2 separate regions of the Homo sapiens genome follow, and region 2 is linked to region 1. Evidence: chromatin loops called from intact Hi-C (ENCODE). Cell type or tissue: dorsolateral prefrontal cortex. All regions are shown on one strand. Links, peaks and the distances in the headings refer to the core of each region. The heading gives the core; the rest is flanking DNA. Region 1 overlaps FMNL2 (formin like 2). Region 2 overlaps FMNL2 (formin like 2).

Region 1 (15,441 bases), core at 2,529-10,528:
TGCTTTGTATTCTTTTACTGTAATACATCATAGCCACGGGTATGACTGTATGCTGAGTCCTTTGAGTGCTCCTAATGAATCATTGAAACTGGAGGTAGTACTGGGGTCCCTGACCCATAGGAATATTGGTGAATACTGTTGTGTGTGTGGGGTAGGGAAATAAAATCTACTTACTGAAAGGCACATTACATAAAACAAGGACTTTTTGTAGTCCTTTCTCAGTAGTTAATTTTCATGGTGAGGAAAATTTGTGTGCTCTGCAACAAAAAAAGTGAGGGAAGCCCATTTTAGAAGTGAAGATATTTTTCATATTGTGTTAAATTTATTATAACTAAGCTTCAGTTATAGCAGTTGCTAAAATATTTTGTGAGAATATGTGTTCTTGAATTATAGAAATTCAGACGGCGTGTTCAAGAATCTACACAAGTGCTAAGAGAACTGGAAATTTCTTTGAGAACTAACCACATTGGGTAAGTATACCCCTTTAACATCTTAGCTCTAAAGCTTTTGGACACTTTACAAAGTAACTGAATCATACCCAAAGAATTGAGCTTCCTTATGGGCCATTATAAATTAAAAGACTGAGGTTTTAGTAGATGAAACCTTGTTAGTACTCAAATTACTTACTGCCCAAGAATCAGCAGAAGCAAGACAGATAGTCCTTGATGTGGAATTTATAACAATTCTATATTTCTTTGAGCGGGTGCAGTAAATATGGACACTTGGTTTCATGTGTGCATAACAATTCTCTGGCAAATCAGAAACCCCCAATAGTGCATGTAGACTGAGATCTTGGAAAATCTCTAAGCTTTTACTGTAGTTCTCCAAGTTGGTTGGTTGAAGCTGCTTTATTTCCCTTTCGTTAATTCTCTAGAGTTTCTGGCCAGAAGGGGACGGAAGCTGGAATAATGTCACTTGACTCACCTCATTGCACTCAGACACATTCTCAGTCTCTTTTTCATACATCTCAAAACCTCAGGACCATGAAGTGTAAATCCACTGTGGGAAAATAAAGTTCAGGGAATCTATGCACTAAGCATTCTGAGTTTCTTTCAGACAATGACATGGTGCTTTGCCTCAGGCAAGAACAGCAATATTATATTCTCCCTTACCCCTGGGTGGCCTAATTGTACTATGTCTTAAAACAAGATGGCTTCTCTCTAAGGTAGAATGATATCAGGTATCCTATTTTGTAGCCCTCCTTCTGCCCAAAGCACCTGCGTAACATTGGGCAAGCTATTTAACCCCTTTGGTTTTGATTCTTTGAGCTTTACAATGAGAGGACTATCGACTTTTAGATCTTTTAGAATTTTCCCATGACATTCTTTGCAAGTCTATTGGAAATTAATTTTGATGTATATATATTGCACTTTAGTTTTACAGAGTATGCTGTAACATACAGTAAGTTCTGTCTCGTTGATAGTTCTTCTTGAAAACCATGAGTTTAAGTGAAATAATGTTGTTATAAAACCTTTTCCCCCCCTCATCAATGTCATAATGAAATAATGTTATTTGAGGTTAAGTAAGGACTTGATGTGGATTTATTATGTAGATAAAAGTTTACTTCAGACTGCTGTAAGCCATTCAAATGGTTAATTAGCATAGTTATTTCAAAATAAACTTTTAGAAACTGTAGAAATGCTATTGTGATTGATAGGTGATGGAACTTGGGTAAGAATGTGCATTTCTTAAATGATAACCAGCAGGTTTTTCACCTTGAGAATGAAATATTCAGAAAATGAATTAATTCTAGACTTTGTCCCTGGAAATGGGCTATAGAACAAAGAATCATAGAGTCATGATTTTAGAACTGGAAGAGAAATTAAGAATTGCCTGATGCCTACTTTTACAGATTAAAAGAATTAAAGACCAGAGAAGGTGAGTGAATTGCACAAAGTCTACAGCTGTAGAGCCAGGTGCTTTGGCTCAAGTTGCTCTGTTGTTTTTCCTGTATGACTTATGCTGGCAGCCGTTTCCCTGAAAGTAAATAAGATTATCAGGGATCTGGGATCAAAGCAATGAGGCTTGTCTGCTGGGGATGAACATGGTAGTAGTTTAATACTTTTGGGCATTTAGACTCAGCACATTTAAATACTTTCTAATATTTATGAATCAGGAGCTAGATTCGATTTTGTTTGGTCCAAACCTTTGCCTTTGGCCCTTTTAACTGAAAATGGTGGAATGAACTGCAGCCAAGATTTCTACAAATTGTCAAAAAGCATTTCTTAGGCTGTGCGTGGTGGTTCACGTCTGTAATCCTAGCACTTTGAGAGGCTGAGGTGGGTGGATCACCTGAGGTCAGGAGTTCGACACCAGCCTGGCCAACATGGTGAAACCCCATCTCTACTAAAAATACAAAAAATTAGCCAGGCATGGTGGTGCGTGCTTGTAGTCCCAGCTGCTTGGGAGGCTGAGGCAGGAGAATCACTTGAACCTGGGAGGTGGAAGTTGCAAGTGAGCCGAGATCATTCCACTGCACTCCAGCCTGGGTGACAGAACAAGACTCCATCTCACCGAAAAAAAAAAAAAAAAGCATTTCTTTAAGCATTGCCGAAGTAATGTGAAATTGACCATCAAATACAAAAGGAAGATGATCATTTCCAACACAAACTTGGCTGAATAGAAGAACCTTGGTTGGGTTGAAGCCAGTGCAGTCTGCAAGCAATTGGAGTGGTTTGTTGTTGAGGATACTATAGGCATATTGAAAGATTCTTAGATTTCTTTCATCCTTACCAGGTGAAGTTTTCCCTTGCCCACCATCTATGTGAGGAACTCTGAAAGCTTTGGCTTTAGCAGCAGAAAAATTCATGGAGATGCATTGTCTGATTATATGCAACCAATCACTAGCATAAACTTACGTGAAGTAAAACCACACAACCAGATTGTGACCATCTTGCCTGTTCTGAAAACCCAAACCTGAACTCACTCTTTGTTATGTAAACTAACTGGCTTGCTCTCACTTGATAGGGATATCTTCTGAAAAATTACTCAATAATGATGAAAATAATCAGTTACTAAAATGAAGAATTCTTGGAATGCAAGGTGCTATTTAAGGAAGCCATATATTTTATTGTACTGTTTAAAATACTGTAATAGATAGATAATTCAGTGAGTGTGGTGACCCACGCCTGTATTCCCAGTACTTTGGGAGGCCGAGGCAGGACGATTACTTGAGCCCAAGAGTTTGAGACCAGCTTGGGTAACATAGTGAGACCTTGTGTCTACAAAAAAATAAAATATTAGCCAGTCACAATGTCACGTACCTGTAATGCCTGGGACACTGAGGCAGAAGGATCAATTGAGCCCATGAGTTCGAGGCTGCAGTGAGCAGCCATTGCACTCTCTGAGTAACAGAGTGAGACCCTGTCTCTAAAAATAAAAAATCGGTGCCCATTTGCTCAAATTTTTGCTATGCCCCTTTCTAGTTATTTGACCTTAGATAAGTTATGTAAGTTTTCTGCACTTACTATGTGACCCAAGTTAAATTCTCATTGATAAAATTAGTATAATACTTACATCACAGGAATATTATAAGGATTAGATGACATAACTTGTAAATTCCTAATAAAGGGTCTGAAACATAATAGTTACTCAATATATGATAGTTGTTTGTTATGCTTGTTGCAAATAATTACCTGCAGTATTCAACAGTATTATATATCTCTAAGGATATACATCTCTTATATATATCTCTAAGGAATTCCCTAAGGCAGAGAGTATTATCATCTTTATCTAAAATGATCCTGACACCCAGGAGATTATGATACCCAGAAATTAAAAAGGAGGGATTACATTTACAATCTACTTGTCCTAAAAAAATTGTTCTGGGCACATGCTTGCTTTTCAACGTTAAAGACTTGAGCTTTCCCAAGATAACATTCTGAGCTGCAGCTTTGTCAAGCAAAGGACTTCTTCTGAGTTTTGATATAAGCCTAAAACTCTATAAATGGAACAATCTTCTGAGAAAGAAAATTAATTTTCTTTGAGTCAAATTGAAATAAGAATTGGACTAGAAATAATCCCATTCACTTACTCTTAGGAACTATAATAATAGAGAAGAATTGGATTATGACTTATCTAAGCTTTTGAAATTACTTGAAATACCCTTGAAATGATCCACATAGTGTTAGAATACACTAGCCATGCAGTGTGAGTAGGCAGATGCCATGGTGCTTAAGATGTCAGAGTGATAGGATTTAAATGGTGGTGAGGGTGAACTGGACAGATTTACCAGCTTTATTCTATGGAACTGATGTGTACACTGTCTCTCCTTGCAGGGAATTTATTGTAGTAAAGCTACCTATAATGATAGAAAATTACTTTTCATCCTCAGTGCAAGGTCACAGAAGTTCTGAAAGATGCTCATTTCACTTTCTCATTGTGGTGTAGAGAGAACAGGCATGAGATGGCAGAAGGAATGTGGCAAGTTGGCAAGGAGGGGAAGGAGGTTTGTAGAAAAGGGAAGATGCTGAGGAACTGCTTAGTTGATGTCTTCTCTCCTGCCCACCAGACTTCTTTATGAATCAGTGCTGGCTGAGCCAGGCCAAAAGAAGAAAGACAGGAGAGTGACAAAGGCTGCTTTTAACATGCATACAACACGTATGGGAGTGTATGTGTGTATCAAGCTGCCTTATGATTAACTTATTCCTAGATGGTACTTTTTTAGAAACCATCAAGGTTATAATCATTTTGTCATTTATTAAGCACGGTGTTAGGTACTTTACGTTTGTTATTCTGTGTATTTCCTACAAAAATCTTATTGACCATTAGCCCTGAATCCCTGTTTTATGGATGAGAATACTGAGGGTCATTTATTAAGTACCTTGCTCAATTCCACACAAGTTAGAAGCACCGAGATTTGAGCCTAGATACGGTCACTTCTAAAATTTATTACTAAACCAGCAATTCTCACATTTTTTTTTTTTTTTTGGTTTTAGAGTGCCTTTATACTTTTAACTTATTTTTGAACCCCAATAAGCTTTTGTTTAGATGTGTCAAATCTATTAATGTTTATAATATTAGAAATTAAAACTGATAAATTTTAAATGTCTTTAATAAAATGTAATATTTAATAACATTTAATTTAAATACATATAAAATAAATGTTATGTATTAACATAAATATTAATACATTATAAATTAAATGACATGTTTTATGAAAAATATTCTTCAAATCCAAAAAAAAATTGGTGACAAAGGCTGCATTGGTTTAATTTTTGCAAATCTCCTTAGCATCTGGTTAATAGTTGGCAGCTAGATTCTCCTGAGTCAACATTCAATTTGTCGTGATCTGTTTTGATTGATGTATATGTAGAAAATTGGGTCTTATACACACTTAGAGATGAGTTTTTTAAATGGTCTTTTCAGATAATTGGGATATTCTTTTTTTAGTAGTACCCCCAAAATTGAACGGCTAGTAACTAATTCTTACAGATAGCTATAATGTAGAGTCTGAAATCATATCAGTGAACTTTTTGTGCTCTGTTATATTAAAATCCATTGGCCAGGTGCTGTGGCCTGCAGTCCCAGCAACTTTGGAAGGCCAAGGTGGGCAGGATGGCTTGAGCCTGGGAGTTTGAGACCAGCCTGGGTAACATGGTGAACCCCTGTCTCTATAAAAAATACAAAAATTAACCAGGTGTGGTGGCATGATCCTGGAGTCCCAGCTACTCAGGAGGCTGAGGTAGGAGGATCACTTGAGCCCAGGAGGTTGAGGCTACAGTAAGCCATGATTGTGCCACTGCACTTCAGCCTCAGCAACAAAGTAAGACCCTGTCTCAAAAAATCCTTTGTGCTGTCTTACACTTTGATTGGGTCTTTTTATCCATACATGAACTTGTGACATGATTTGTTAACATCATGTTGGTCATTTGGAAGATCAGAATAACTCAGTAAAATCATGTTTCTCCACTGTTGAAGCATATCCCTTTACAATGTTTTTAAAAATCACATTTGTTAATAACCACCAGTCTGATTAGAATATATGTTAAGTATTGAGAAGCTGTCAAACTGACGGTGGTGAATACAGGTTTTCCAGAATTCTAGTTTTTGTTTGAAAGCTCAAAGTTGGTCATCAGCAACAAATACTGTGTTGTCCTTGAAAGGATGGGCTCACTTCATATTTGAGTAAATGTCTGCCACATACCCCAAACTGAATCACCATAGTTTGTCAGTTATTTTTACAAGTAAATTGACATTCCATGAAAAAATGGCTAGTTCAGCTCGCAACTCAAACAATTTCACAGGTGCTTTTCCTTGAGACAACTGTGCTACTTGAGCAGGTAGCAGAAGTACTTTATGTGAGCTTCCTGTTTTGTCACACTGAAAATGAAAAAGATGTGTACTAAATGAGTAAGCTTTAATAAAATCAATATTTTTTATTGCTTATCTAAGGGCGTTCTTAAGTGAAGCTGGCCTTTTCCCCCTCCTGAGTGCACGGAGTGACAAATACAATAAATAAGTGTCTTCTTTGGTTGCAGCAGTTTTATACAGTATTTCTTTGGCATTGTAAGTGTCAGTGTCAACAGATTGAAAACAACTAATGTCCTAATATTTTTGTGAAAACAGTTTTACCTTCACAGGCGCCCTGAGAGGGTTTCAGGGACCCCTAGTGGTATATGGGCTATACTTTGAGAATCAGTTTGCAACACTGCCTAACAGAGTAGATCTGATGACCAGTGTTGAATCCACACAGTGCTTCTTTCTCTTGCTTTTCATGATTTTTCATCAACTTCAGTTCCCAACATATGTCTGTAGGACCTCTCTCTAGAGGAGGCTGGCAAAAGGAATTAACTGCTTTTTCCTTTCTGTTGTGCAACTTTGGGCTACTTGGCTTGATCTTAGAAATTGAAAGCCAGGAACATCTCTTAAGACCTATATGAGGAGAAATAAGGTTCTAAGATTTGGGGAGACAGAACAAAGATTTGATATTAAGCTGTGACCAGCCTACAATAAAACAGTGACTGTTGGCATTGGCACTTACATCTCTTCCTTGCACCCAATTTCTTCCAGAGCTATTTGTCATTGTCCCTGTCTTTTCCAGCTCCTAAGCATCTGATTTAGAATTTGCCTAAATTCAGATGTACAGCATATGGTAATTACATTGAATCCGTGAGGCACTCAGGAAGTTATGCGTTCTGTCAGAGTCAGAAATAATTCAACTTTCCAAAACCTATAATCACCCAATTTGAAACTGTTTGCCTATTGGCAACATATTAAAAAGTGTGTGTAGCATGCACAGAGGTGAAATGGAACTAATTTGCTATGGGAACCCTGAATATATGATATAGTCCTTGCATGATCATTTACATAAATCTGCAAAATGAGGCATCCATATTCTTTGAATGCCTTTAGATTCCAGTTACTGCTTTGAAAGTTGCCCGTTTTTATCTTTACCTGTTTTCTTTCCTTACTCTTATATTTCTGTAGAAGTTCACTTTCAACTCCAATTGAAAATGGCCAGTTCTCTCCAATACAGAAAGTTCCAAGTCAAGAAGGGGTAGGGACTGAGATAATAGTTAGAAAAATGGGGGCTCTTTTTTCATGTCATCCATACCCTTATTGCTGAAATGACTTTGCTAAGCTAACCTGATACCATTTGATAAAGTGGGGAAGGTAGCCAGCCCTGAAAGACTGATCTCATTCTTTCCTAAAGCAGCTGGGGGTGTCAGGACTAGATCAAATCCCAGGGAGGATCTTGTAGCTTTGAAAAAGATGTTAACTGCATGAAATTAAATCAGGGGTAAAACATGTCACACTTTAGCTGACCTTTTAGGAGGTAGGCAGCAGGCTGTTACCTTTTACTCAGAAAATTGTCTTTGAGGCCCTTTCACTCAAAGTCAGGAAGTGGTGATGGGGGCATGGATAAGGACTCTGAAGTGAAGTAAGAGGAGCCAATGAGTATTCTTTATCCCTGCATTAAAACGTATGCATATTAGCATGTTAAGCGAATTGTAACTCTGGCTGTACTTGGCTATTTCCTACCTTAAAAAAATTTAGTTTTTCTTCTGTAGGTCACTTGCCTCTTGTCCAATTGGTGGCTGAACTTTCCAAGTGAGATGGAGGTGCCTGCCAGTAGTTGACACAAGGGCAGGCACTGAGTGCATTCTGAATGGTCTGCACTCTACAGAGGCTGCATCTGGAAAATCAACCAGAAGAAACGACAATGGCTGTTTCTCTTAGCTCCTAAATTAGTGTGTTCTTATGGGCCACTGAGAATATGTACAACTGAGACTGCCCTGAAAAATCTGCCCCCCTCCCCCCGCCGTGATTATTTTTCATATTAAAAAGACACCCACCACCGAGGGCCAGTTTAAATTGTACAATCACAGCCCATAGGCCACCAATGGAAAAGCCTAAGCAAGGCTAAGGGGCTTGAATTTAAAGATTTTCTAATCATCAGATTTTGATATTGAGTTCCAGACTTTAAGTCTCCAGCCAGTTACAAAAAAGAAAAAATTCTTTTTACTATTTCTAAGCTTCTAATTACTAGTATTTAAACGTGATCAGTGTCTCCTGAGACCTAGCACCACAGAAAGTACTTAAAATAAATAAAAAATAAGTATCTAGTAGGTGCTGTGAGATTGTGTATGTGGCTGTTTTGAAATGAAACTTCAGCCTCCACCAGTAGCCAGCCCTGTTAGTTTTGTCTAGGTCTCATAACAAAGCCACTTTGTGAGGCCTACCAGGTGGTATTTTCTTTGCCACCGTTGCCACTCCAGGTCTCTCTTAAATTAAATGTTATATGTTTACAGGCAGCTATGCCAAGTGCATAGGTTTTGCAGTTGCCTCTCTGAGGCGCTTGAGGGGAAAACACAAGGCAATCTTTCCACTTTCCCACTTTGCCGCCTCCTGGAACTACCTGCAGACCTGGGCTGGGTTTGCATCATGGAGATGACAGGACTAGAAGAAAGAATGACCTTGAGGATGAAACAAAGAACCCCTTCCCCCTGCCAAAAATTAAAACAAACAAACAAAAAACCAAATATCCTGATTCCATGGGATTGTTTTCTGCCTTTTAAGACAAAGACCTCAAGGGGTTGCTCATGCTTAAGGGATACTTGGTAGAATTGTCCTACTGTTATTTTAATAACTAACAAAACTGGCTTCCATAGTCACTATCATGTCCATAGCTGGTCAGACTTTTTAGCTTGGTGTTTCTGGAGGAAAGCAACCATTGTGGAATGCAGGTGGCAGATGTACCTCAAGTGGCATTTCAGCGATAGTAGTAGATCTTTTAACTTATTATTTGTTGGAGTTTGAAACTTAGTGAAGGTTTAATCAGGTACCATATGTTGTTTGAAGATGAATGCACTGGAGGAAATCTGTAAAAGGGGGTGGTGACATTTTACATCCATCTCCCTAAAGATTCTGTTTGACCTCCCATCAGGATTATTATGAAGAACAAATAAGAATGTATAAGCATTCTCCATGCACTGTGGAGCACCATTCAAATGCAAGGAGGTATTATTTAAAAATGAATTTTTTAAAAAACCTGATATTTGTCATGTGCCGGCCTTGATGATAGTATGCGGTGCCTGCAGCTTTTTAAAAAGGTTTTAACATTCATGGAAAAAGTTAAGCAAATCATTATCCCTATTGAATTTCTAGAAGCCCATAAACAGTGGTCTCTCATTGGCTAGTTTAGTGGTTTCTGTAGCTTAGTGTGCCAAGGACTTGAACTTGGATTTGGAATCCCGCCTGGATTTTTGTGGTTATGTTGTCATGTCCCCCATCTGCCTCATTGTCCATAGTCTTGCTTCCTTCCACAAGCAGGCTGTAGATCAATTGTGGTGGAAAAAGTACATTAAGCAAGTGCCTTCTTTAAAGAAAGTTTCTTACAGATTATCTTAAATCCTCTAAGCAGTAAAATGCAAAGATGGCCCACGTGTACTTTTTGGCCCTTATTTTTGCACATTAAAAAGTTGTGGTTTTCTTAGTTACCATATCTGAAAAGCTCCTGCCTCATGTGAAGTAGTCTAGGCCTTCCTCCCTATGTCCTTTCAGGCAATGAAAGTTTCTGGTGGAAAAAACAAAACTTTGCATTGTGTCCGTTCCATGGCAGGTCATGTGATCAATTTCTCCAATGATTTTTTTTTTTTTTTCCCCAACAGATGGGTCAGAGAATTTCTGAATGAAGAAAACAAAGGTCTTGATGTTCTAGTGGAATATCTCTCATTTGCACAGTACGCGGTAACGTAAGTAAAACTTGGCTTGCTTGCATTTGAATTTTATGTGGTCACAGCAGATGCTACTCAGTGGTAAAATTATACACCACAGAGAGGGCAGAAACTCAGAAGCAGATGTGCTAGGGCTTAGGGAGGTTTGTTTCTGTTTGGGTAACTAAAAACAAATCACATAATGGTATTAGAAATGCCTTTAAGGCAGAAGTAAAACAGGTGAATAAAAATCACTCTTAAAGGAGCCCTTATTTTCAAAAGTAACGCTTTCTTTAGGGCTTAAGTTACATATATGGAAGAATAGTCTAACAGTTGGTGAAAGAGGTATGTGATAAATCACTAGGCGATGCAAAAGAGTGACTCCCTTTTTCTTTTAAAAATGATGTCTGCATGTATATTTGCATATGCTAGTAAGTGCATAGAAAATGATTGCAGAAACAGATACCAAACGTAGTGGCACTGGAGGGAGAGGTAACAGGAGGCTGTTCCTTTTTCCTTGATATGCATTTGTATTGTTTTGATTTTCTGCCCATAAGCTGAAGGGGAGTAAAAACTGGAGTGCAGTGGCATGATCTCGGCTCACTGCAACCTCTGATCAAGTGATTCTCCTGCCTCAGCCTCCTGAGAAGCTGGGATTACAGGCACCCACCACCATGCCCGGCTAATTTTTGTATTTTCAGTAGAGACGGGGTTTCACCATGTTGGGCAAGCTGCTCTCGAACTCCTGACTTCAGATGATCCACCCGCCTCGGCCTCCCCAAAGTGTTGGGATTTCAGGTGTGAGCCACCGCACCCAACCTAGAAGCACTCATTTCTATGTGTGTTTCCTTTTTCTGCTGTGTGAGAGTGAGGATGAGCTGAGAGGAACACACGCTGAATGGCGTGGGAGCTGTAGAGTAGCCTAGCGAGGGCATCAATGCCACGAGTGATTTCAGGATGCCCTCCTCGTCTTACCTTCTCTCATCTCAGTGATTGCTTTCTCTTTTTAGCAGTTAAAATTTTATTAGATTACCCCATTCTAACTCTTTTATGTTCAGTATTACCTCCTGCAGCCAAAGGCATGACAGAATTGTGACCAGTTGCCTCCATGGACTTTGTGCATCTATCTCTGCTATCTGATTAGTCTTTTATAGGTGAAAGTCATCACCAATTTTCAGATGAAGGTTCTAACCAAATATTTTATTTTGGCAGTTATACTTTTATAAAAAGTTACACTTTGATTTCCAATATGTATTATTGTTTTTTCTTCTGCAGTATCCTCTAAGATTTTCCTGAGGATATTAAGTGTAGCTACCTTCTGATTGTTCTACTGTCTGATCAGGTGTTGCTATGGATAGAAACAATTAATACAATTTCTTTTTTTTTTTTTTCTTTTGAGAAAGCACAGTTACTTTGTGAGGGGGGAAATGCATGGAGCACAAAAGCCTGTCTGTTTAAAAACTTTGTTCCTAAAACTATACAAGAGTGAGCAAGTTAACTTGTCATTTATTCTAACATGGTTAACATGAGTAATAACCTCAAAAAATGTCAGAGAAACAACAGTCTTACTTTAAAGAGCACCACACTGGGAGGAGATTCCAAAATCAAAGCAAATCCATAACTTTGCTAGTAATGTATCACATATGCTTGGAAAAGTACACTTGCCAACACACTAGGAGAAAATGCTCAGTGAAAATTGATGGGTAGGAATAAATTAGTATAAGCCTAACATATTGACTTGTTAAAGCAAAATGAAGACAGCTGTAAGATCTTTTCCCCCTTCCATCATACCAATGTTAGTGACTTATATATTAGCAAGCCTTATAAAATAAAATACAAATAATATATCACTATTTAATTTTTGCTGCTCATTGTTCCATTATTCTTTTGCCAGACCCATTATTTGTCATTCTGTATTCTTAAAGCTAACACTGAGCCCATAGAAATTCCATTATATTTCCTTTCCAGTTTTCTTTGTTTACAAAGACTTTCCATACTAAGGTGCAGATGTCTTGTAGGAACAGCAAGTTATACATGTTCGTTTATACATGTGAATGTGAATTTTTCAGTCTTCAATGGCATTTCTCTTTTGTTTTAGTTTTGACTTTGAAAGTGTGGAGAGTACTGTGGAGAGCTCGGTGGACAAATCAAAGCCCTGGAGTAGGTCCATCGAGGACCTGCACAGAGGGAGCAACCTGCCCTCACCTGTGGGCAACAGTGTCTCCCGCTCTGGAAGACATTCTGCACTGCGGTGAGTTCGTTTAATCAGGAGGCAACTTTGGCAGGATGCACTGGGACAGCAGGCTCCTACTTCTTTTGATGATTCTGGGCACTGTATCTCATAAATTGCCATACAGCACTTTCATTTGCAATGACTCTAAATGAATGTTTCTTTAGGAGTTCATGGGATCTTCCCTTGGGCAATGTTTGATAACTTTAAATAGCTTCTGGAAACACCATACCTTGATTCAGCATAGAAGGTGGGAAAATTCTGCTGCCAAGTGATAGAACAGGATAGTCTCATAGGCAGATAAGGTTTTGAAACCAGGGGAATGTTGACATCCTGATGGAGGTACTGTTTCCAGGGTAGAGGCAGCACTTAGAGATCTGGGATCTCTGCCCTTTGTTACCCTTTGTCCTTCCGCTCTCTTTCATTTCTCCAGTGGTAGCTCAGGTTGTGTGCTGTGGGTGTTTTCTTAGCCATAGGTACAGAATGCTGTAGTGATAATTTTTATTAGTGAGATGCCATTAACCAGTGTTCCTTTGATTAGATATGCTTCACTTGTCAACCTTTTTTTTTTTTTTTGAGATGGAATCTCGCTCTTGTTATCCAGGCTATAGTGCAGTGGCACAATCTTGGCTCACTGCACCCTCCACCTCCCAGGCTCAAGCGATTCTCCTGCCTCAGCCTCCCAACTGGCTGGGATTACAGGCACCTGCCACCATGCCCAGCTAATTTTTTTTTGTAATTCTAGTAGAGGCAGGGTTTCACAATGTTGGCCAGGCTGGTCTCGAACTCCTGACCTCAGGTGATCTGCCCACCTTGGCCTCCCAAAGTGTTGGGATTACAGGCATCAGCCACCACACCCGGCCAGTTGTCAACCTTATATTTTCTCCTAAGTATTCCCTTTCTCATCTCTTCTGGCTAAAATAGTACCATGCTAAGGGAGGATTGGTGCTGACCACCTGTACTAGTAATGGGTTTAATATTGCTGAGGTTGTTCATTCACTCATACCTACAATCATTCATTCACTGAAAAATATTTTTGTGCTTCTTATTTGTCAGGCGTAACACTTAATACTAATTGTATGTTGGTGGATAAATCAAACTCCTGCCTATGAGGACAGAGATATCATCTAGAACAAGTTTGTAACGGTTTCTGTGGTTCATGATTTTAACATAAAATTTTATTAATAAGACCTTCATTCCAAAATGTTGCTTATTCTTTCCTTTCATTTTTTTCTACACTACCCCCTTACTTACTCTTTCTAGCTTAAAGTGTTTCTATCTTATTTCAGGCATGATCTGGCAAGAGGACATTATTTCTCTAAGTGTTTACGATCACTCCGGGTATTCAGTCATTGTTGTAGAATCCATATGTCAGATTGCAGCCAGTGAATATGTGGCTTTCAGACCTTTGGATTTGGTTGTCTAATTACCTCTTGTCCCTTTGACTTGGTTTTTGGTCATGGAAAGTTAAACATTTCTCTGTAATGAAGTTAAGTTCTGCTGAAGGATTTGATATTTGAGTATGATACCTCCAGTAAATCATTTAGATTTTCCTTGTTTAGAACTGGAAAAAAATGTTAATGGGTTTGGAATGAATTGATTCAATATTAAGAGCAGTGTTTCAATTCACCTTATTATATTTGCAGTAGGCCAAAGGTTGTGCAACCTGCTAATCTGCATCAGCTTCACATGTGGGCAGGAATATATGGGCTGATTTGGCAGATATATAAAGAAAGGCTAATTGTCTGAAGAATTTCCTGATCACCTTGGAAATTCAGGATGAATTTCCTGATCACCTTGGTACTGGAATGGAAATTCTCACCACTAGTTTAACTGTAATTATTTGTAAGGGATTTAATTTACAAAGTACATTTTAATTTGGTTTTCTATCATTGGACACTTAGAAAGTATCATGTATTGCCAAGCTACCACCTTAGTAAGGATTTGTTTTTCTGGTTAATAATTCAGTATGCTTACTTTTTAAAGTATTTTTTCCAGTAGAGCAGAAGAATCGGGAAAATCTGGGAAACTTCCCAGGTTCAGGGAGGGATGTAACCCTGGATGCTGGAGGTCGAGGGACATCCAAGGCCAGCCTGTTTTGCTTCACAGTTTTGCTTCAAAGTGGATCTTGCTAGAATTAATTTCAAATTGGAAAGTCAGACCAAAAGCATGCAGATAGGGAAATTGTATCTGGAAAAACATAGGCATTATATATATGATGTTTCTGGTTGGCAGGTGTGCTTGAAGATGACCAGCTAAGAAACCAATACCACATTCTTCTGTTTTGTGTTTTAATATTTTCAAGCTCAAGAACAGAACATTTAAATTTCCTTTGATTCTGCTTTATGGTTTCTAGTAGCCCAAGAAAGCTGATAAGGCAGTAACTTTCATGCCACTTAAGGACCTGAAGCTTAGATTTTTGTTTTGTTTTTTAAACAATGTATATCAATAGTTTTCCAGCTCTTGTGGTTCATGGATTTATGTCTGGATTCTAATTCTGTATTTGGTCATTGGATATAGCATCTGTGACATAAAAACAGCAATCAGAAGTACAGGCATATGGTACATGTTGCTTTTCATATACCCAAACATTGTTTACATTTTTTTCTTTTCCTCCTTCTCTCCCCTTTCTTTCTCTTCTCCACACGCTGCCTTCACTTTTGGCTTTCTTTTTACCATCCTCCCTTTTCTTTTAGCCATCTCATTTCTGATTGTCTTCTCCTCTTCTACTTTGTCCTTTCTCATCCTGCTGTCTCCTTCTTCTCTGGTTTCATTAATCTCTCATGCCACCACCAGATTGGTTTCTCTGCCTGAGTATTTTCAGTTCCATTGCCACTAGAGCTGCTTCTCCCCTCTTGCCTCTGGAGCAGCTTCAGTTTACATACTGATGATGAGGCTTCAAACCGGAAAATCTCATAAGTCTCGGGTGAAAACGACATCCAAGCGAGTTCACAGTGCATGCTGGCAGGGCAATCCGACTGCTCTCCATGTTATAATATGATAACCTTGTGGCTTTGTGCTGACATGCCATACTAGAATAAAGCCTGCTGCCTT
Region 2 (15,441 bases), core at 4,340-12,339, 92 kb before region 1:
TCACTTGTGAAAGAACTGTTAAAATCCTGCTGGATCACGGGTAGCATAGGGTGCAAAGGCACAGAAAAAGCTCATTTTTACTGAAGGAGTTTTAGAGCCTATGTCAGGTGACAAACTTTGTCTATTTCTGCCACCTTCCTGGAGTATTTGCTCCATTGTTGGCTTGCTGTGAAGGAATGTGGGCAGAAAGGGATGCTGGGAGCTCTTCATTAAGATCAAGGCCTAGTTCTTCAAGGACTACTGAATGATTGGACCTTTCATCAGCATACAAGAGGAAGGGATTGAGAGTGTCTGTTCATGCCATTGATTTAATTGGTCAGAGAAAGGGCCAAAGAAGGGGCAATAACCTCAGAGAAGAGCACTGACTGCCTGTAGCTGTTCTTACTCTGATTCTCAGGGCATTCCTGGAGGAGCTCCAGATACTGAGGGGAAGCTTGCATCAGTGCTGCGTCAGGGTGGGAAAAGCCCATCCTGATACCTTACTTTGAAGTAGACATGTCATTGAGAGGGTCCCCAGGCCTTTGTGAGGAGTCCTGGATGGAGGAAGAAACTATGCCACACAGAAGTCCTGGGGATGTTCAAAGCTGGCCTCAGAGGTTTTCTTTTCAAATGAGCATCCCTGGAACTGGGAGACAGCTCTTTCCTACAGAAGCTGAGAAGGGGAGGTCAGGCAGGGAGGGCAAGGGGAACACCAGCACCAGAAGGCAGACAGAAAAGAAAAAAATGAAGCAGATGGGAAGTACACTTGGAAAGGGTGGGAACAGGGTAGGGGCTGGCTACTTAAAAGGCAAGAGGATCAAGGCCTCGAGGAGAAAAAGCAAATAAAGAAGGAAATGGAATCAAATCAGATGAAGTCCTTTTAGGGGAAGGATGATGTGAACGAAACAAACAAATCAACAGAATGAGGAAAGGCACGGGTGAAACCACCAGAGGAAAGTTCCAGCCAGCACACAGGAGGGAGGAAAGCTCTTGTTTGAAATGGAAGCTGATGCTCTAAAGGAGCATTCAGGGTTTGGAGCAACATTTAGATATGGGGGCCACTGAAGCTTCCATTTGTTTACTGAGCACCTACCACAGGCTGGGTGCTGTACTAAGACTTAACAAAATAAAGATGAATACAACACAGTTCTTCATGGGACTCATAATGGATGACAAACATAAGCAGGTAGCTTTTAAACATTACCATAATTGTAGTGATATGGATATATATTTCATGTCATATCATATTTTTCTTTTGTTTTTTGAGAATGAGCCTTGTTCTGTCACCCCGCCTAGAGTGTAGTGGTGTGATCATAGCTCACTGCAACCTTGACCTCCTGGGCCCGAGTGATCCTCCCACCTCAGCCCCCTGAGTAGCTGAGACCAGAGGCAGGTGCCACCACACTTGGCTTATTTTTTAAATTTTTGTAGAGACGGGGTCTCACTACGTTGCCCAGTGTGGTCTTTTAACTCCTAGCCTCAATTGATCCTCCCACCTCGGCCTCCCGAAGTGTTGGGATTACAGGCATGAGCTGCTGCACCTGGCTTCATATTTTTCTTCATTGGATGATGCCCACAAAGTTTCAGTGCAATGTATGTCTTGACTAATGCATTTGAATATAAAGGTAGAACATTAGATAAATGCTAGAAGGGAAGGTTTGAGTCAGAAATTTTGTCCTTTCTCTAAGCTCCCTAAAGGTGTAAATTTATTTGACAAGCTCTTATTTTGATCAAATTTTCTTTCCAACTATCCTCTCACTAGAAAGAGGAAGAAGACTTTGTGTTAACTCAATTTTTTAGAATTGTGGATTTGGTAGATGAGGTTGAAAAGGTAAATAAGTGATCACCTTGATCTCTTACCTGTTTTAGTGAGTCAGAAGCAAGAAGAGTGCTAGAATGTTGATTGATTGTTTTGTGGAGACAGGGTTTCGCCATGTTGCCTAGGCTGGTCTTGAATTCCTGACCTCAAGCGGTCTTCCTGCCTTGGCCTCCCAAAGTGCTGGGAATATAGGCATGAGTCACTGTGCCCAAGAATGTTGAATTTAACACATTGTCTGAAAACTAGATGAGTGGCTTCTTGCTTCTGAAGAATGTGATGTGCTGCTTGATTCAAGACCGATTTATAATATGCCCTTCAGTTTACTCTTCTTTGTTACAATATGGAGAGAAGTGGTGTATTTTGAAAACATTTGGGGCCGGGCGCGGTAGCTCACGCCTGTAATCCCAGCACTTTAGGAGACTGAGGGGGGCGAATCACGAGGTCAGGAGTTTGAGACCAGCCTGACCAACATGGTGAAACCCTGTCTCTACTAAAAAAAATACAAAAATTAACCAGGCGTGGCACCTGTAGTCCCAGCTACTCAGGAGGCTGAGGCAGGAGAATCGCTTGAACTTGGGAGGTGGAGGTTGCAGTGAGCCAAGATTGCGCCACTACACTCCAGCCTGATGACAGAGTGAGACTCCCTTTCAAAAAAAAAAAAAAAAAAATTGCTACAAAGGAATCCCCTTTGGGGGAGTTTCATGATTAAAATATTTTTGAGTGACACTATACTTGCTACCAATTCTGGTTATGATAATGTGTAGCTTTTAGTGCCCGAAGAATGGAGTTGACTGTTAAACAGTCTGGTAAATATTGGAAATAAATTAGAGTTGTGGACAAGAAGTAAAGAAAGTTATCAGAGTTGGATAAGGAATTTGGAGAGCTCAGAGGGAGATGGTAAAAAAAAAAAAAAGTTGAGAAATTAAGATTTGTTTGTTAGTTTATTGAATGTCTACTATGGTAGGATCTAGCAAAATAAAGATGAATACAACACTTCTCCATGGAACTCAGAATGGGGTGACTAACATGAACAAGTGGCTTTTAAACATTCCCATCATTGTGGTGATATGGATTTGCTCTAAGACTTCCCTTGTTTTTCAAGATAAGTGAGGCTGGGAGAGAAGTCTTTGAAGCTGATGTTAGATGAAGATGTGCTAACTAGACTGGTGCCTAACTATCCCTTCTTCACACCTGTGACTTTAAGTCTCCAAAGTAGTGACACTTACCACACAGACTTCAGGGTCCACATTCAACTTAAGAAATCTCTCTCAACTCTTTGTGGTGGGTGGATGTGGATCTGAGATCACAGTGTATAGCAGAGAAGTCCTTTGTAAGAAAAAAATGACCAAAAGATGTATGTTTTCTATTGCTACTGGAACAAATTACCACACATTTAATGGCATGAAATAACACAGATTTATCATTTTATAGTTCTGGCAGTCAGAAGTCCAACATGGGTCCCACTGGGCTAAAACCAAGGTGTTGGCAGGGCTGTGTTCCTTCTGGAGGGCTCTAGGGGACAATCTGTTTCCTGGCTATTTCCAGCTTTTAGAAGCCACCACCTTCTTTGGCTTGTGGCCCCCTTCCTCCATATTCAATGCAAATAATGTCAGGGCAAGACCTTCTCATGCTTGCATGTCCCCAGTTTTTTGGCTACAACCTCAGAAGGTTCTCCATCTATGAGGATTCATGTGATTAGATTGGGCCCACCCAGATAATCCAGGATAATCTCACTTTCACAAGGTCTTTAACTTTAATCATATCTGCAAAGTCTCCTTTGCCATGTATGGTAACATATTCATAGGTTCTGGGGATTGGGATGGGTATATCTTTAGGGACCATTATTCTGCCTATCAAAGAAGGGGGGCTTGGCCCTTTCTGTAGTGCCTGTGGCTCTCTAACCCAGTTGAATGGGCCTCTATATTAGTTTTCCTTCAGATTTCTATACCTGTACCATAATTGCTAGACAGCCCCATTTGATATATTATTCCCTGACTCAGAAATACTCCTTGGCTTGGCACTCAGAGAACTCCATAGTGGGGTCCTTACCCCTTCTTATCTTAGTCCGGAGCAATAACTCTGTTCTGGTTGGATGTGTTTACTCACTGTTGCCCTTCATTCCCTGTTCTGTTGACTGCACATTTCTGACTCCCTGCCTGGGTCATTCCTTCCAAACCAGAATGTGCCCTTCCCTTATTTCTGCCCATTCTTTCTATGAAATCCTGCGACATTGGCCATCCTCACTCCACATTTGGAGTTTATCATAATTACCTAGTACTGTTATTTAACTTTCACAAGAATGCATTTGCTCTTTCCATCTATACCACCATCCTAAAATACTTGGTAAAGTCAGTCTTGGGATTTACCCTCAGAGACACTGATTACATGTTCTGGTATGGGGTCAAGAAGTTTGGCATGAAACGGCCTCTGTGGGTGATGCTGGTATAGGTGGCCCCACGTGATGCTGTGCGGGAAACTCCTTGAGGGAGGATAATTGACCTTTCACCCAGAGTGATAGGCATCATGCTTTACATGTAGGTGGAGGTTATTATATTTCTGGGAAACGATACCAGTTTTCTGAAGGCAAGTTTTAATGAAGAGAGTGTGTCTTGTGGGAAGTGTGTAATAGAGTTAAGGGCACCAAACTGTGCACCATCGTTTTGGAACCAACTGCTGAGTGTGAAAATTCAAAGGTGTACAGAGAGTCAGTCTATGTCCCAGAGTGGACATGGTAAGACAGTACAGTTGAGAATTGGTAATAACCATTGTAATGGCAAAATCACCAAACCTCTAGATTTTTTTTGTTTACTTTTTCTGTGTTTCAGGGACTTTATGCAGATTATCAAAAGCAGAAATTTTGTCATGGAAAAGATTTGAAAAAATGGAAGATGGCCAATTTTTGAGAACATATGGAGAGAACTCTCTGCTTTCAGTGCTCATTGTGATAACTAGTTCTTCTTGATGACTGGAATGCAAAGAACACCCAAAGATCTGAATTCGCACTGAACCAAGCATTTTTGGAATGAGGTCTTTCATGAATATGCCATGATTTTGATTTCTGCTTTTGTTAAGACTGCAATGGAGCCTTTGTTATTTTCTTGATTCCCTGAAGAGTTCTAGATTCCCTGAAGAGTTGAGTCTAAGTGATTGATTTATATACAAAATTGATTTTGCCTTTTTACGTTATTTTGGGATCTTATAGCATAAAATAAAACTTACTAATAGGCATATTAAGCAAAATGTTTTTTGTTTCTTTCAATTTTGTGCCTTTTATTACTTTTCCTATCAACTTTATAGACGTTGAAAGGGAAGACATCTGTTTTCATTGAGAGAAGATCTTTTAAAAAACGAGCTATTTCAGAGTTCCTATTATAATAGGGTTCTACCTATTGTAAATAAAAGAAGTTAATCTGGGCCAGATGAGGTATTAAAAATAACAGATAACTATGTGAATACACTAAAATCTATTGAGTTGCATACTTTAAATGGGTGCTTTGTATGGTATGTGAAATATATCTCAACAAAGCTGCAAAAGAAAAAATACATAAATAGGTAAAATGGAAAAGAAAAAAACCCCAGATGTTTCTGTGAGCTCTTGGAAGCTGTCACAGTGGTGAGACACTTGTTTTAGAAATCACCAAAATTTTCGTTTGAGTCCCTAGTCACCAAATAAACATAGGAAATTTTTTCATATTATCTTTTGTTGAAAGAAGAGCTATTTTAAGATAAATCATGCTAGGCACTTTAATAACAGTGTTTGAGTCAATTTAAGTCAGTTCTCTATTTAACTATTAAATATAAATATTCTGTGAATCAAGTAGGCTGTGAAAATTTATGTCCTTTTCGCAGTGGGCTCATTTATATACGTAGTGGGCATATTATGTTCATTTGGTGGTCTGATGATACCTGATTGAAATAACCCAAATGGGACCAATAGGGACAAAGAATAGCATGTTCTATCCATGTAGAACTAAATTGAAATATTGGTAATTAATGTGTTTATTTGGTTTCATATGTTTGAATTTGTTTTTAGCAGCCATTATATGGTACTGTGTCCTGCCAGATAAAAGACTGAAGAAAGTTATCATCCAAGTTCTTACCGTATGCCTTGCTTCTGGATGAAAACTGATTTGTCACAAAGCTCAGTTAAAATTCACTACAGTGTAATTTTAACAAACTTGAGAGTGGTCAAAGTATTTTGGCCTTGTAATGAATTGAGCCAGTATTTGTTGAATATCTTTCTTTCCCACAACTGCCCTCTTCATAGAGCAGGGGTCCCCAACCCCCGGGCCACGGACCTGTTAGGAACCAGGCCGCACAAGGGGCAAGTGAGCAAAGCTTTGTTTGTGTTTACAGTGCTCCCCATCACTTGCATTACTGCTTGAGCCCTGCCTCCTGTCAGATCAGCAGCAGCATTAGATTCTCATAGGAGTGTGAATCCTATTGTGAACTGCACGTGTGAGGGATCTAGGTTATATGCTCCTTGTGAGAATCCAATGCCTGATGATCTGTTACCGTCTCCCATCACCCCTGGATGGGACTGTCTAGTTGCAGGAACACAAGCTCAGGGCTCCCATTGATTCTACATTATAGTGAATTGTATAATTATTTCGTTATATATTACAATGTAATAATAATAGAAATAAAGCACACAATGAATGTAATGTACTTGAATCATCCCCAAACCATCTCCCCCTTGCCTCCCCACTACCTGGTCCATGGAAAAATGATCTTCCACGAAACCGGTCCCTGGTTCCTGGTACCAGAAAGGTTGGGGGCTGCTGCTGTAGAGGATAAGAAAAGAGTAATATGACCTCTGCCTTCAAAGAATTGATAATTTGGAACAGAGCTGAACAATAGAAATATGTGAACCATATGATGAACTTTAAATTTCCCAGTAGCCACGTTAGGAGATAAGAAAGAAACAGTTCACCTGGTTAGATAGATGGTGAAGAAAATGAGAAAAGAACAGATTTCGGAATTATTTTTAATGTATTTTATTTAACCCAGTATATTAAAATATCATTCCAACATGTAATCAATATAAAGATTACTAGTGAGATATTTTACTTTTTTTTAAACATATGAAGTCTTTGAGATCTGGTGTATGATTTACTCCTAATGCACATCTCAATTTGATGTTGAATTTTTGTTGGAAATATTTGATCTGTATTTAGATTATAAAATTTAGAGTCAAAAAAGTAGATTCACATACCACATTTGTTCCAGTTATACTTAAAAGTTTTTCAATAACTGAGTCAAACATGTTTTAAAATCTGAATTAAAAATTAATTTAAATTAATATTAAAAATTCAATTCTTTCTTCACCCTAAACATATTTCAAATGCCAATAGCCTTGTGCAGCTGGCAGCTACTGTATTTAACAGCACAGATATGGATGTTGAGAGAAGACTTTTCTACCTTTAATACTTAAATAATCAAGGTGATATGTAATTACAAAAAGAATTTTGTTCTTCTTTTGTATAGGATGGTTTTGTGCTACAGACTAGCTAGAGCTTCACTGTCTAATAGAACTTTCTGTGATGAAAATGTGCAATGTTGGCACAGTCCAGTCCAGTAAAGGTAGTCACTAGCCCTACATAGCTTTTTTTCTTTTTAATTTTTTTGAGACAAGATCTCTCTTTGTTGCCCAGCGTGGAGTGTGATGTGCAATCACTGCTCACTGCAGCCTCAACTTCCAAGTCTCAAGCAATCCTCCCACCTCAGTCTCCCAAGTAACTGGGACTAGAGGTGTGTACCATCGTGCCCTGCTAATTTTTAAATTTTTTGTAGAGATAGGATTTTGCTTAAGTAATCCTCCTGCCTCAACCTCCCAAAGTGTTGGGATTACATGTGGGAGCCCTTGGGCCTGGCCACCTACGTAGCTTTTGAAGACTTGAAATGTGGCAAGTACAACTAGGAACTGAATTTTAATCTTGTTTATTTCAAGTGTGAGTAGCTACATAGGGCTAGTGGCTGTCGTACTCAACTAGAGACTCATAAAGGAGCCACAATTTGAATTAGTTTAGGCAGTGAGAAAATGATTAAGACATTAGGAGAATAGCTTAGACCAGTGGTTTTCAAACATTACTGCACACTGGAATTATAGGGGGATTTTTAAAAAAACCTCTGATTGTCTGCCACTCCCACACATTCTGGTTTAATTGATGGAGATGACCTAGTCATTCGGAGTTTACAAAGCTCCCCAGGTGATTGTGATGTATAACAAATTTGGGAACAGATCTATGCTTGTATTATAAATTCTCCACAAATCTATTTCCTTGCTATTCATATTATATGTAAGTTTGCTAGGAACAAGAACAAATAAAGAAGGAACCACATCAATACCTTGTGTTTGCTAGATTCCTAAGACTACTACATATATACTCTTAATTGATCATACCCTGTGCATTAGATGGGGTAGAAATGATCCCACTTGGCTAACAAAAAGAGATTCAAAGGTTAGTTGACTTGCTGAAGGTCACATAGCTGGGGGGTGATGGAGTCCTGTCTTAAACCTGGATCTCATGTTTCTGCCACCACATAAGCAGAGAAATGTAGCGTATCCAGCTTCCTCCAATTCGTGGCTTGTTTTCTCTCTCTTCATAATAGAGCCCTTGTGCTTGGATTTATAAAGAATGTTTCTTTTGATATTTAGGGGGAAAAAATCTCATTAACAATTGGATGTTTGTAGTCCAACAGATTCGTTATCCTCTAAGGGGCACTGTGTTGGGTGTTAGCAGTTCTCTGCTCTCTTCCTGGTACAACATATGATCTTGGTGACCTTGGGTTAGCCAGTTAGCACGTCGGATTTCTAGTTGTTAGAAGAGGAGTTATCAAACCTGTTTGTTCTATCTCTTAAAGGATTGTTGTCAAAAAATATCATTGCTTTGTAATGGAGACCAACATTTATACTTCTGCAGTTATACTTGCTCCTGAAATAAATTTTTTTCTTACCTTTTTGAAATAATAGTTTTTAAAATTGAGCCATTTTCATATGTTAGACATGAATTAATTCAACCCTCACAACAGCCCTGGGAGATAGGGCCTATTACCCTTCTCTTGGTGATGAAGAAATCAAGGTTCAGTGACTTGCTGAAGGTCACACATCTTATTAGAGACAGAGCTGGGATTAGAACCAAGGTGGTTTTGCTTCAAAGCCTATGGTATTATCTGCTCCAGAGAACTAAATCATACCCTTGTGGCCTGAGTGCAATTTGCCTTTAATAGGATGTTTACTGCCTTCTGCATTACTGGTACCAAGGGGTGGCAAGATTTCACTAGTGACTTTGAAGTTCCCCTCTTAGACTTGTAATAGATGGTGGATATTTCCTCAGTCTTAGATAAAATAAAAGCATCTTCAGAAAATATTGCTACTCATGTGTCTCAAATTTAGGAGCAGTGAGCTTGCCATGCAAAGGTAGCTTTCAGACCATCCCCTTTCCCTCTCCCCTAGTTTTTCTAATAGGTATCCTAGAGCTCCCGGTACTACTCAGCCAGGATTTAATTTGAAATGAGTTAGTTTATAATGAATTGAATGTTGTTTTTTTTTCTCCCTGGCTTTTCCCATTTGGAGAAAAACACTTCAAACCTAGAACAGGTATCTGCTTTGTTTGATGGTTAATTTTCTTTCTTCCTTTGTGTGTGTGTATGTGTGTGTTTTGAGATGGAGTCTCGCTCTATCACCCAAGCTGGAGTGCAATGGTGCAGTCTTGGCTCACTGCAACCTCTGACTCGCAGGTTCAAGCGATTCTCCTGCCTCAGTCTCCTGAGTAGCTGGGTTTACAGGCATATGCAACGATGCCTGGCTAATTTTTTATTTTTTTTGGTATTTTTAGTAGAGACAGGGTTTCACCACGTTGACCAATCTGGTCTTGAACTCCTGACCTCAGGTGATCCGCCGACCTTGGCCTCCCAAAGTGCTGGGATTACAGGTGTGAGCCCCCGCACTCAGCCACTGATGGTTAATTTTCAAATGTATCTTCCTCCTCTGCTTTTCTGTGGGTGCCAACAAATAGAATGGTGGGTTTGTTTGTTATTCTTAACTCCTTTGGCTGGCTTTAAACATGTTCTCTTTTTAGCCTTATTTTTCTAAAAGCTTAGTGCAGAAATTTCTTGTTTGGCTTCCACTCTTCAGGGTGTGATAATTCCCAAGGTCTCTCTCTAGCTCCTCAGGAATGTACCCCCCTGATGGACTGAAATTTGTCCACTCCAGTGAAATTGTTTGGGGGAGAAGGGAGCAGAGTACACGTTCAAGATGTTTTCTCCCAGCATTTGTCTGTTGATGAGCTTTTGTAATTTCCATTTCACTGTCCTTGCCCCAGAGGATAACCTTGGATCTCAGTGTAGACTAGATTGAGTGTAAAATGAGTTAGCACAAATGAAGTGGAAACAGATCAGCGTGTGAGGAGGAGGCTCAGACGCTAAATCCTCTAGTTGGGTAAAGTTGAAAGCATTTTCCTCAGAGCCTCCCTGGGAATGCTTGTCCTATTTCTCAGAGAAATAAGCTACTGTGTGCATGTTGTTGCTGTTGATGCCTTTGACATTTGTGCTTAGCGAAGTGGAGGGTTCTGTGGGGGATACCAAAAAATTGCCCTAATCTCTGTCCTCAGGAATCTTATTGAGAAGGGGAGATGACCTGATTGCTAGACATCCATCTAGCTTCCCTCTGCTAGGCACGAGATGTACAAAGGTTTAAAAAGAGCCATGAATGCTAACTTCTTGGCTTACAGCTTAGCAGGGAACTCAGCCATGACTTGTAATACAGTGGGATCAGTACTACCATGGCAGCATCAACAAGAAACAAGTGCGATCTCATAGCCCTGCGCAAGTAGTGAACTACCAGCAAAGTCGGAGAGGCTTCATAGAGAAGGGGAGTTGAGCAGAGTTCTGAAAAGACTCCCCTCTGACTAGTGGGACAGGGCATTCGTGCAGGCAAGAACACCCTGTGCGAAGGCACTGAGGTGTGAAGCAGCCTGGTGTGTTGGTGAGTGCTCCACAAGAGCCATGTCAGACCTCAATTCAGTGCTATTTTGTGTGTTGCAGGCAGGAGGTTCAAAGGAGCCCGAGAGCAGGAAGGCTGACCAAGCCAGATTTGGAAATACTTGGCTGGGATGTTCCTGGTCAGTGGGCTATTTGGGCAAAGTGGTTAAAGTGGGACAAAGGCACAGGGAAGGAATCCATGGAGGGAAGGGGAGAAATGGCTCCTTTAGTATCTTGAATGAGGCTTTTGGATGTGAGTCCAGGTACAGTGCTATAGTTTAATTGCTTTTGCTTCTGTTTCTTTAAGGATACATTGCACTTAAACCCCAGTAATTATTCCAGATTTTGTTAGTGGATATATCCCCACCCCCCATCTGGCTCAAGCTAAGCAGTTGGCATAAGTAGGGGAACAGAAGGCTCAGAATTGTCCACTGGAAGTACTCGGCTTTTCTTTGGAGAGATCAGGTTTCTTCCATGGGAAAATGATGTCAACACACTTATCTTAGCACTTTGCCTCGAGGGCACCTGTGGGCTTGCGCCTAGAGCAAAGGAAAGGGGTTCCCTAAAACTTCCTTTCTGTTTTGGGAACATGGAGATGTGATAGAATATCCCTGATAAAAGCATCAGTTTATGGTGGAGGTGAGAGTTTATGACCAGGACCAGAAAGTTGCTAGAAAGGTTGCTAAGTGGAGAATTATGGTTGGTTATTTTCAGGAAGCAACTTAATGTTGTGGGAAGAAGCACTGGACTAGGATTTGGGAAATTTGAGGTCTAATCTTGATTTTACCTTAACTAATAAGATGATCTTGATCTTTCTGAGCCATGGTTTCCTAACAGGCAAATAAGGAGACTGGTTAGGAGACTCAAGAGAGCATATAGCAGGTGTGGTAAACCATGCAGCACTTTATAGTGTGAGGACTGTCTGAACCCTGTCACTTGGCGCCTCCATCCGGACACCACGTGTGCCCTCCTGCCCGCTGCGGGGGAGGACATGCCCCTGATGGGTCTGGGCTGCACTGGCCTCTGGGTGACTCATTGGCGTTTTGTAAACCACCTTATCTTTGAAGAAAATGTTTTCCACTACTAGTAAAATTTCTTTCTTTTCTGTCTTTATTTGTTTCTCTTTAAAGTTTTCTTAAACTGAGCTAACTTCAAAGAAGTATCTGGAATTCTCTTCTTCCTCCTTAACCACTTATAGCCCCCTTATCCCCAGTCATCATTGTAGTATATCTAATTGTTGGTGGATATAATGTGGGCCACTTTGGATTTGAGTAGTCAAAATCAGAGCCTGGCTAGTAATTGGGTTTGAAGGAGAGTTGAGCTGAAGTCATCTCATGAAACAAAAATGGCAAAAGACCATCCTATTAACACTGGACTTCCTTTGTCTTCCTTCATAAGATCCCTCAGGCTTTCCTTAGTATTAAGGAGCAGGGGGAGAAGACGGTGGCATATACTGCCCTTTAAATATGGCATTTCTGAACTTAGCTCTCCTTGTACTTTATCAAGTGAGTTGTCTTCCTCTCTCAACTAGATCCAAAGAAACATGGCAGCCTCTGCAGTCCCCGTGAAGTGCTGTGAGTGGGATGCCAGCAATAAAATCATGTCTTTCTATGGATTTTTGGTTGGTGTTCTAAGGCTTGCCGCTTCTCTTCCTAATAAGCCTGCACCGATTTTGTCCCTGAAGATTTGAGGCTGTGAAATATTCTTCCTTCTTCCTGCCTCCTCCAGTCTGGGAAGCTTCACTTATAGCCAGAGGGCTGAGTGAGGTACAGCTACTCCTACAATGAGGCAAGCCTTAGTGTTCTTGGCTTGCTTCACTGTGTTTCTGACACTGCCTTACCTTAACTCTTGAGTAAGCCCCGTTTCCTGGGCAGAATCTCACTTCTCCTTTCTTGCTGGTCATTTGGCTCTTTTTTTTCTGACAAGAGCTGGATCTTGCTTGTTTACCATCTACCCCAGCACCTTATTCTTTTTTCTTGGAAGTGCCAACATATTCCTCTACGTGCTGAACCTGTTCAGTAATTCTTGTTGGATTGTCATTCCTTTGGCAAACTGAAATGAAACACACAAATCTCAAAATAGATGTAACCAGACTCCTCAAACTTAATAAATACCGTATGTGCTTACACTAGGAATCTTGCTTGTCCCGTTTGTTAACGGGTACTTCACCCCACTCTCCTGCCTCCTGCTTCTTCCCTCGGCCCCTGTTTCCTACAAATCGAAGGCTGACAGAGCTTTTCCCCTGTGAATGCTGCTGACTTTACCAGCAGCTCATCCTGTGTAGTTACGCTGCATCTTTTGATGCCGTGCACTCGTTTGGATAGTATATGCTGTTTAAGGAACTGTCTGTGCTTGTATTATTTTGTTTGTGGAGGATGTAAATGATATAGGGTTAATTCTGATTGCCATCTTCATAGTGAGCTCGCTGTGGACTTTATCAGTATGTACACAGCATATGCATGTGTGCACACAATAGGTTTTGCCATGGAGTGCTTCTTTCTTCCGAGAGCAGGCCTGGTCAACTGTTGATGCAAGCAACAACATTTGTTTATTGAGTTCTTAATCTGCCAGGCACTGTGCTAAGCTATGTGTGTTTTAGCTCATTTAATTGTCAAAATAACTTGGTTAGGTAGGTACTGTTGTCATCATCACCCCATTTTAGGAGGACCTGAAGCATGGAGTTGTTAAGCTACTTGCAAGTGATCAGAAGATCTGGATTTTCAAGCTGGGCAGTTGGCCTCCAGAGCTCAGGCTCTTACCCATTTCTAAATCACTGCTCCTAAGTTGCTAAGGCAAATGATTGAACCAGGAATTGGTTTAGCCCCTGAATGACAAAGCATAGAGTAGTCATGGCTTCAGTGTAGCACTGATACCTTTATTTGAGGGATTCTGAAGAATTCTGACTTTATTACAGCCCTTGAGGCCTTTGATTAAGAAACTAATTCCCCTGATACATAATGAGATTTCTCTCTTGTTTCCTCAAAAGTGAGTGTGTATAGATCTAGGGCTGTGCCGTCCGATACAGGAACCACCAGCCTTTGAGGTTGTGGAGCACTTGAAATGTGGCTAGTGTAACCTAGGAGCAAACAGTTTAAGTTTATTTCAGTTCAATTAATTTACATTTAAAAACACTTCAGTTACTGGAAAACTTTTTCTGTATTTGGAACAACTTGGGTATGTGAACCTGTTTTTTTTTCATTTGTATATTTTATGAAATCTAAACATAAGTGTATCTGCTGAAAATTTAGCATGTGAATTACAATGTGCTGTAAGTAAAAATACACAAGATTTCAAAAGCTTATTTTGCATTTTTTCCCCTACTTCATTAATAATTTTATGTTGGTTACATATTGAAATGATATACCTTATTTAAGCCAGTATATCCAAAACATTATTGAAATCAGTTTCTTCTTTTTACTTTTTAATGTAGCTACTAGAAAATTTAATTCCATATGTGCTTCTCATTTTAATTCTTTTAGACAATGCTGTTTTAGAGCATAGATGTGAATACTCCCCTGTACAACAATACCTTACTGAAGCAAGTGCTCAAAAGATAATTATTGAATAGGTGATTTGAGGGTGGGAGCTGGCTAGAGAACTCATTCAATGGGGAGAGATAATGGAACCTGATTACTTTGTTGAAATTGGTACTTTAGGATATAAATGAAGTAATAATGATGCATAATAGACTCCACATAACATACACAATGCTTTATAGCCCTTTCTGTAAATTACCTCTTTGACTCACAACGTGATAAAATGAAAGTGGAGAAAATTAACATGAGCCAATTACTCTTGTTCAGATTGAGTTTCCTGTTTCTGCCATGAGCTGGAATACACTGACGCTGTTGATTCGTTTTTCTTCCTTTTGGGTGGATTTTGCAATTAAGCATATGAAGCCCTCCAGGACAGGCCTCCTCCTGGCTTCTTTTGCCTTCTTGTCTGCTGCTCACCACTTCCCTTGTCATCTGAGAACCTTTGCATACGTGTCATTTCAGCTCTTCCTGATATCATGTGTAACACCGAGGAGGAAGTCAGTGCCTCTGGAATCAGAATTAAGTCTCTGCATTGCCTTGGGACACCCCATGCCTTGAGAAGTGACACAGCTATTGTCAACACCTCTCATTATCCACCTACTTCTGACTACTTTTCTCTAGCCTCCTTGGCTAGTATCCCTTTTCCCACATGCTCCCTAAATGTTTGTTTGCACCCACAGCTGCACCCGTCTTCTGACTCATGCCATTTCTTTGTTATTCTGCATGTTGCCTGAGCCTTCCTATTCACTCTCAGGACTTCTGCTCCCCCTTGCGTGGCCTGTCCAGTGGTTGTCAAATTGGGGTGGAAATGCTGAACCTCCTGTGTCCTTATGCTCCGCTTGGAGAGGTCATCAATTGAAAATTCTTTGCTTAATTGAGCATGCAATTAAGAGTAAGGAAATACATGTTCTGATCTTTTTCTTCTGCTATGTTTTCTGGTTATAATTTTTTTAAAAAGAAAATAATGTCTCCGTCCTTTAGTTTTCCCACCTTGTAAAATGGGAGCAGTATGTGCATCCTAAGGCTAGTCTGAAGAAGCATTATGCCGTCATAGAGAAACACAGTAATTCTATGGTGTGCCGTATTTGGCTGTATACTGCATTTTAGAGTAGTTAACTACCATTG

The links. Hi-C counts contacts between places; a loop is a spot of excess contacts. Peaks named below come from ENCODE experiments on the same cell type or tissue, not always from the same donor. Only the 100,000 strongest peaks of a DNase experiment are listed, where the experiment ranks them.
Region 2: a loop joins it to region 1, with 2.7 times the contacts of the local background. A loop is called at or near these places in 4 of 110 quality-filtered maps.

What each region holds. Positions count from the first base shown.
Region 1 is chr2:152,548,628-152,564,068 of GRCh38, forward strand. It overlaps FMNL2 (formin like 2), which reads left to right. Exons shown (of 26, transcript NM_052905.4): 4 at 394-470; 5 at 10,113-10,196; 6 at 12,256-12,408. Among named protein-coding and RNA genes, the nearest start is that of PRPF40A, 160 kb to the right of the region's middle. In dorsolateral prefrontal cortex, for the core only: CTCF peaks have their summits at 6,601 (motif pointing left) and 6,801; no DNase peak of the experiment used is centred there; H3K4me3 peaks cover 810 bases; H3K27ac peaks cover 8,000 bases.
Region 2 is chr2:152,454,490-152,469,930 of GRCh38, forward strand. All of the region lies in intron 1 of FMNL2 (formin like 2), which reads left to right. Among named protein-coding and RNA genes, the nearest start is that of FMNL2, 130 kb to the left of the region's middle. RefSeq lists an enhancer at 1,620-2,210. In dorsolateral prefrontal cortex, for the core only: a CTCF peak has its summit at 8,520; no DNase peak of the experiment used is centred there; H3K4me3 peaks cover 943 bases; H3K27ac peaks cover 8,000 bases.